2 separate regions of the Homo sapiens genome follow, and region 1 is linked to region 2. Evidence: read pairs that join two places in POLR2A ChIA-PET (ENCODE). Cell type or tissue: PC-9. All regions are shown on one strand. Links, peaks and the distances in the headings refer to the core of each region. The heading gives the core; the rest is flanking DNA. Region 1 overlaps MED1 (mediator complex subunit 1). Region 2 has its middle 23 kb from the start of STAC2.

The links. Peaks named below come from ENCODE experiments on the same cell type or tissue, not always from the same donor. Only the 100,000 strongest peaks of a DNase experiment are listed, where the experiment ranks them.
Region 1: POLR2A ChIA-PET joins it to region 2 with 14 read pairs; 7 of 35 experiments call an interaction of 5 or more read pairs at or near these places.

What each region holds. Positions count from the first base shown.
Region 1 is chr17:39,417,715-39,420,624 of GRCh38, reverse strand. It overlaps MED1 (mediator complex subunit 1), which reads left to right. Exons shown (of 17, transcript NM_004774.4): 14 at 707-908. Among named protein-coding and RNA genes, the nearest start is that of FBXL20, 18 kb to the right of the region's middle. In PC-9, for the core only: no CTCF peak of the experiment used is centred there; no DNase peak of the experiment used is centred there.
Region 2 is chr17:39,247,082-39,249,991 of GRCh38, reverse strand. No RefSeq gene overlaps it. Among named protein-coding and RNA genes, the nearest start is that of STAC2, 23 kb to the right of the region's middle. In PC-9, for the core only: no CTCF peak of the experiment used is centred there; a DNase peak (open chromatin) is centred at 1,441.

The DNA of each region.
Region 1 (2,910 bases), core at 207-2,706, 170 kb before region 2:
ACGTTCCAAAACCTCATCTGGACTTGTATTTATCTGAATCTTTTACAATAGACTAAAGTAGTGGTTACCAAATTCTGGCTGCATTATTATTATATAGGTGTTTTATTAAAAATAGAGAATTTGCAGCCGGGCGTGGTTGTTTATTCCTGTAATCCCAGCACTTTGGGAGGCCCAGGTGGGTGGATCACGAAGTCAGGAGATGGAGACAATCCTGGCTAACACAGTGAAACACTGTCTCTACTAAAAATACAAAAAAAATTAGCCGGGCGTGGTGGCGGGTGCCTATAGTCGCAGCTACTCAGGAGGCTGAGGCAGGAGAATGGCATGAACTCGGGAGGCGGAGCTTGCAGTGAGCCGAGATCGCACCACTGCACTCCAGCCTGGGCAACAGAGGGAGACTCTGTCTCAAAAAAAAAAAAAAAAAAAAGAGATTTTGCATTTATGGTTTAGGAACCTCTTTAATACAGATTTCTGAGGTAGTTTTTATGTTAGCTAGGTTAGGAAATCACTAGCATAGTGCATTTACTAAAAAGACATCTTTTCAGCCTAATTAGTAATTGATTGACATTTATAATATCAGCTGATGAAAACATTCACTGTGGAGACTTTTCTGCACTTTTTTGAGTAGTAGGTTTTTTCAGGATACTTTGTGGTTGGAATACAATAGGTAACTAAATAGCACTCGTTAACTGTTCTTTTTGCCCAGGCTCTTCCTGGTCAGCAGCACTGCTATTTCCTCAACAAGGATGCTCCTCTTCCAGATGGCCGAAGTCTACAGGGAACCCTTGTTAGCAAAATCACCTTTCAGCACCCTGGCCGAGTTCCTCTTATCCTAAATCTGATCAGACACCAAGTGGCCTATAACACCCTCATTGGAAGCTGTGTCAAAAGAACTATTCTGAAAGAAGGTACTGCCTTTCCTTTGATATGCTTACTGGAAGATGGAAACTTACTTCTCCAGTGGTTCTTTAATTGGTGGCCCATCAGAATCACCTGTAGAACTTAAAAAAAGTTTTTTTTTTTTCATATTTGGCATAAAAATCAAGCAAATTAGCTGCACGTGGTGGTGCACGACTGTAGTCCCACCTACTTGGGAGGCTGAGGAAGGAGAATCGCTTGAACCCGGGAGGCGGGGGTTGCAGTGAGCTTAGATCATGCCATTGCACTCCAGCCTGGGTGACAGAGCAAGACTCTGTCTCAAAAAAAAAAAAAAATTCAAACATGTGGAGCTTTTAACACTACAGATGATGGCCAGGTGTGGTGGCTCACGCCTGTAATCCCAGCACTTTGGGAGGCCAAGGTGGGCAAATCACTTGAGCCCATGATTTGAGATCGGTCTGAGGAACATGGCAAAACCCCATCTCTAGAAAAAAGTAGCCAGTTGTGGTGGTGTGCGCCTGTGGTCCCAGCTACTCGGGATCCTGAGGCAGGAGGATTGTCGCTTGAGCCTGGGAGGCAGAGATTGCAGTGAGCTCAGATTGCACCACTGCACTCCAACCTGGGTAACACAGTAAGACCCTGAATCAAAAACAAAACACCAGGCTGAGTGCAGTGGTTTGTGCCTGTAATCCCAGCACTTTGGGAGGCCGAGGTGGGCAGATCACAAGGTCAAGAGATTGAGACCATCCTGGCCAACTAGTGAAACCCAGTCTCTACTAAAAATACAAAAATTAGCTGGGTGTGGTGGTATACACCTGTAGTCCCAGCTACTTGGGAGTCTTAGGCAGGAGAATCACTTGAACCCAGGAGGCGGAGGTTGCACTGAGCTTAGATCATGCCACTGTACTCCAGTGTGGGTGACAGAATGAGACTCCCTCTCAAAAAAAAAAAAAAAATCACAGATGCTGTGTTTCCACACGAAGATGAACTGAATGATAATCTCAGTGGGAAGAGTTGGGAATCTAAACTCCACAAATCATTTTGATGGAACCAGTCTGTAGACTAGCATTTGGAGACCACTGCTTTTTGCAATGTTCTTAACTCTTTTTCTGAACATAGTAATGTAACTGGGTATTTTAGGGGCTGTACCCTGTAGCAGATATACATAAGGTAGAACTTGGAATGCTGTAGTGAGAGAGGCTTTTTTTTTTTTGAGACAGGGTCTCACTCTGTTGCCCAGACTGAACCACAGTGGCATGATAACAGCTTTCTGCTGCCTCTACCTCCTTGGCTCAAGCGATCCTCCTGCCTTAGCCTCCCAAGTAGGTGGGGCTATAGGCATGTACCACCAAGCCTGGCTAATTTTTTCTGTAGAGACAGGGTCTCTCTATGTTGCCCATGTTCGTCTGTAACTCCTGGGCTGAAGCGATCCTCTTGACTAGGCCTCCCAAGGTGCTGGGATAATAGGTGCCACCGTGCTTGGCCAGTTTTAGGTTAAATTTTAGGTTGTTAGGAGAGTGCTTCCCAGGTTTAGTTCTGAGTATGTTTTCTCTCCCCATTGTTTGGAGAACTTAATCTTACAGCTTTAAGAAGGTTTAGCTCTTTTTTCTCTCAGGATTCTGGAATGCTGATGAATTTTTTTTTTTTTTTTTTTTTTTTTGAGACGGAGTCTCACTCTGTTCCCCAGGCTGGAGTGCAGTGGCATGATCTTGGCCCACTGCAACCTCCGCCTCCCAGGTTCAAGCGATTCTCCTGCGTCAGCCTCTGGCTAATTGTTTAAATTTTTTTTAGTAGAGATGGGGTTTCACCATCATGGCCAGGCTGGTCTCGAACTCCTGACCTCGTGATCCACCCTCCTAGGCCTCCCAAAGTGCTGGGATTACAGGCGTGAGCCATGGCACCCGGCGTAAATGCTGATGATTTTCAAAGACAGTTGGCTATTAGAAGCTTTGCTGTAAATTTTGGCTGTTCTAGCTAACCATAGTTAATTTTAAAAATCTTAAGTCAGAAGCGCTCTGTTGATAGATATGT
Region 2 (2,910 bases), core at 100-2,599:
AGCAAGACTCCCATCTCAAAAAAAAAAAAAAAATTAAATTTATGACTTTAGGGAAAGATTAATAAAATTTAAGGTAAAAAAAAAAAAAAAGTCAAGCACAGTGGTGCACACCTATAATCCCAGCTACTGAGAGTTTAGATGGAAGGATCACTTGACACCAAGAGTTCAAGACCAGTCTGGACAACAGAGACCTCATCTCTTAAAACTAAGGAAACAATATGTCTAAATTTTTTTTTCTAAAAGCCCCATAGCCTCAATTCTAGATAATAGCTATAGTATTTCCTAAATCTCTTAGAACTGAGTTTTTTAGTAGGTACAGTGATTTGAATATTGAATGGTCTTTTGGAGGCTTTAGTAATTAGTTTTGCCCAAACTAATTGTGAAAAAAAGATCCAGCTGGATTGATTTATTCCCTTGTTCCAGACCCCATCCTTTGCCCTAGTTTATAGTTTAAGCAGAAGACATTTCCCCTTGGGGACAATAAAGCCAAGAAAACTGAACACCACATTAAATGTTCAACACATTGGACAACACATTAAGTGTATATACCTTTTAAAAATTAACTTTTAATTTAAAAAGGGCTTAAAATTTTTAAATGAATTAACACTCTCAGTGATCACCAGCCAACACTGCTCATGGCAAAAGCTCTTTCCACATTGCCAGTTTTTTTTTTTTTTTTTTTGCCTCATAAACTTGGCCAGCTCAGAAGAACGAATGGGTAAGGAAGACTTCCAACAGCCATTGCTGCTGACCAGAAAGAAAAGTGAAGCTGGAGGCTACTTGCCTCCTCTCGGGGTGAGATGCAAGATACTTTGGCTCACCTGGAGCCTGTTGAGTCAGCCAAGTGTTTTAACAAGGTTTCTGGTGAAGACAAGCTATCAGTCTCTTGAGCAGTGGAGTTCCCCTGGCCTAGGTCAGAACCAAGTAGTAGCCATCTGGATTCTGCACCGAAAGCAGTAAAAAGGCACCAGCAGGACCAGTCAGGTCCTCACCCTCCAAGCAGCCTACAATGCGTCTGGCACACCCAAGTGTTTTTTTGTTTTATTTCTTTTTTTGAGGTGAAGTTTCGCTCGTCACCCAGGCTGGAGTGCAGTAGCACGATAGTTCACTGCAACCTCCACCTCCCGGGTTCCAGCGATTCTCCTGCCTCAGCCTCCCGAGGAGCTGGGATTACAAGTGCCCGCCACCACGCCTGGCTAATTTTTGTATTTTTAGTAGAGATGGGGTTCCACCATTTTGGCCAGGCTGGTCTTGAACTCCTGACCTCATGATCTGCCCACCTCGGCCTCCCAAAGTGCTGGGGTTACAGGTGTGAGCCACCACGCCCGGCCACACGTGTCTTAAAACCCGACTTCACATCTACCTCTTCCTACCCCCTTGTGTACATAAGCCAAGCTGACCAGCTCTGGCATGTGGAGGGGTGGAAGGCAAACATCTGAATAACCAGATGCCAAGCAGACTAGTCAGAGGTGCCCTATGCCAGATGATGTCCAGGAAGCACCTGCCCTTCTGCCTTGTATCATGCCAGGGGCAGGTGGAGAAAAGTGGGGGCCTTACCTTTCCCTCTAATAAACTCCCTGACAACAGAAACTGGAGCATTTTTTATTTAATGAGGATGCATTTATTCAGTCATGTTTTTCCTAAGCAATAAATATCTTTTAGCTATACAAATCCCTCTCCCCTTGACACAAAGCTGGCATTCACAGGTGTTTGCTAGTTAATTGGGACACATCCCCTTAATCCCCTTCAAAGAGGTTTTTTGTTTGTTTGTTTGTTTTTGAGACGTTTGAGACAGACTCGCTCTGTCACCCAGGCTGGAGTGCAGTGGGGCAATCTCGGTTCACTGCAACCTCTGCCTCCTGGGTTCAAGGGATTCTCCTGCCTCAGCCTCCCAAGTAGCTGGGACCACGGGCACGTGCCAGCACGCCCGGGTAGTTTTTTGTATTTTTTATAGAGATGGGGTTTTGCCATGTTGGCCAGGCTGGTTTTGAATTCCTGTCCTCAAGTGATCCACCTGCCTCAGCCTCCCAAAGTGCTGGGATTACAGGCATGAGCCACTGCGCCTGGCCCCCAAAGAGCCTTTTAGTCTCATTTAGGAGACGGAATATATGCTCAGCACACTCTTATCCCCCTTTATAGGGCCAGCCAGGCACACTCCTCTGCCTCTAAAATCCCTTTTTTCACCACAGCCACAAAGTATGATTCGTCCTTAAAATTCTGGACCACCTGTAAGAGTGAAGCGGGCACAAAGGCAATTTTGTTATTGGAGCCAAAGAGAACAAGCCATGCCATGGAAAAGAAAGCTTAATCTGAGGCAGAAGTGTTAGCGAGGCCTCCGTGGGGATTTGCGACAGGAAATGGCTGCCCTTTATCTGGTCACTGAGGAGAATGAAGATGCCCCCGGTGCCCTGGTGGAAAAGGTGATGGATCTGATTGGCTGGGATGGCCAGAGCTCAGCCAGTTTCCCCATCAGCTCTACAGCACTGAGTTCATCCAGAGAGATCTCTTGATAAAAGTCTGGGGGCATGGGCAACACAGAGGCAGGGGTCAGCAGGGGAAGGGAGTCCAGAGATGTGCCCACAGGAAACCAGGGGTGCCAGGAAGATGGCTATGGGGTGGGGGGAGGAGAAGTAAAGAGGGAAAAGTTGGCTGGGTGTGGTGGCTCATGCCTGTAATCCCAGCACTTTGGGAGGCCGAGGGGTGGATCACGAGGTCAGGAGTTCAAGACCAGCCTGGCCAAGATGGTGAAACCCCATCTCTACTAAAAACTACAAAAATTAGCTGGGCATGGTGGCAGGCTCCTGTAATCCCAACTACTTGGGAGGCTGAGGCAGGAGAATCTCTTGAACCTGGGTGGCAGAAGTTGCAGTGAGCTGAGATCGCGCCACTGCACTCCAGCCTGGGCAACAG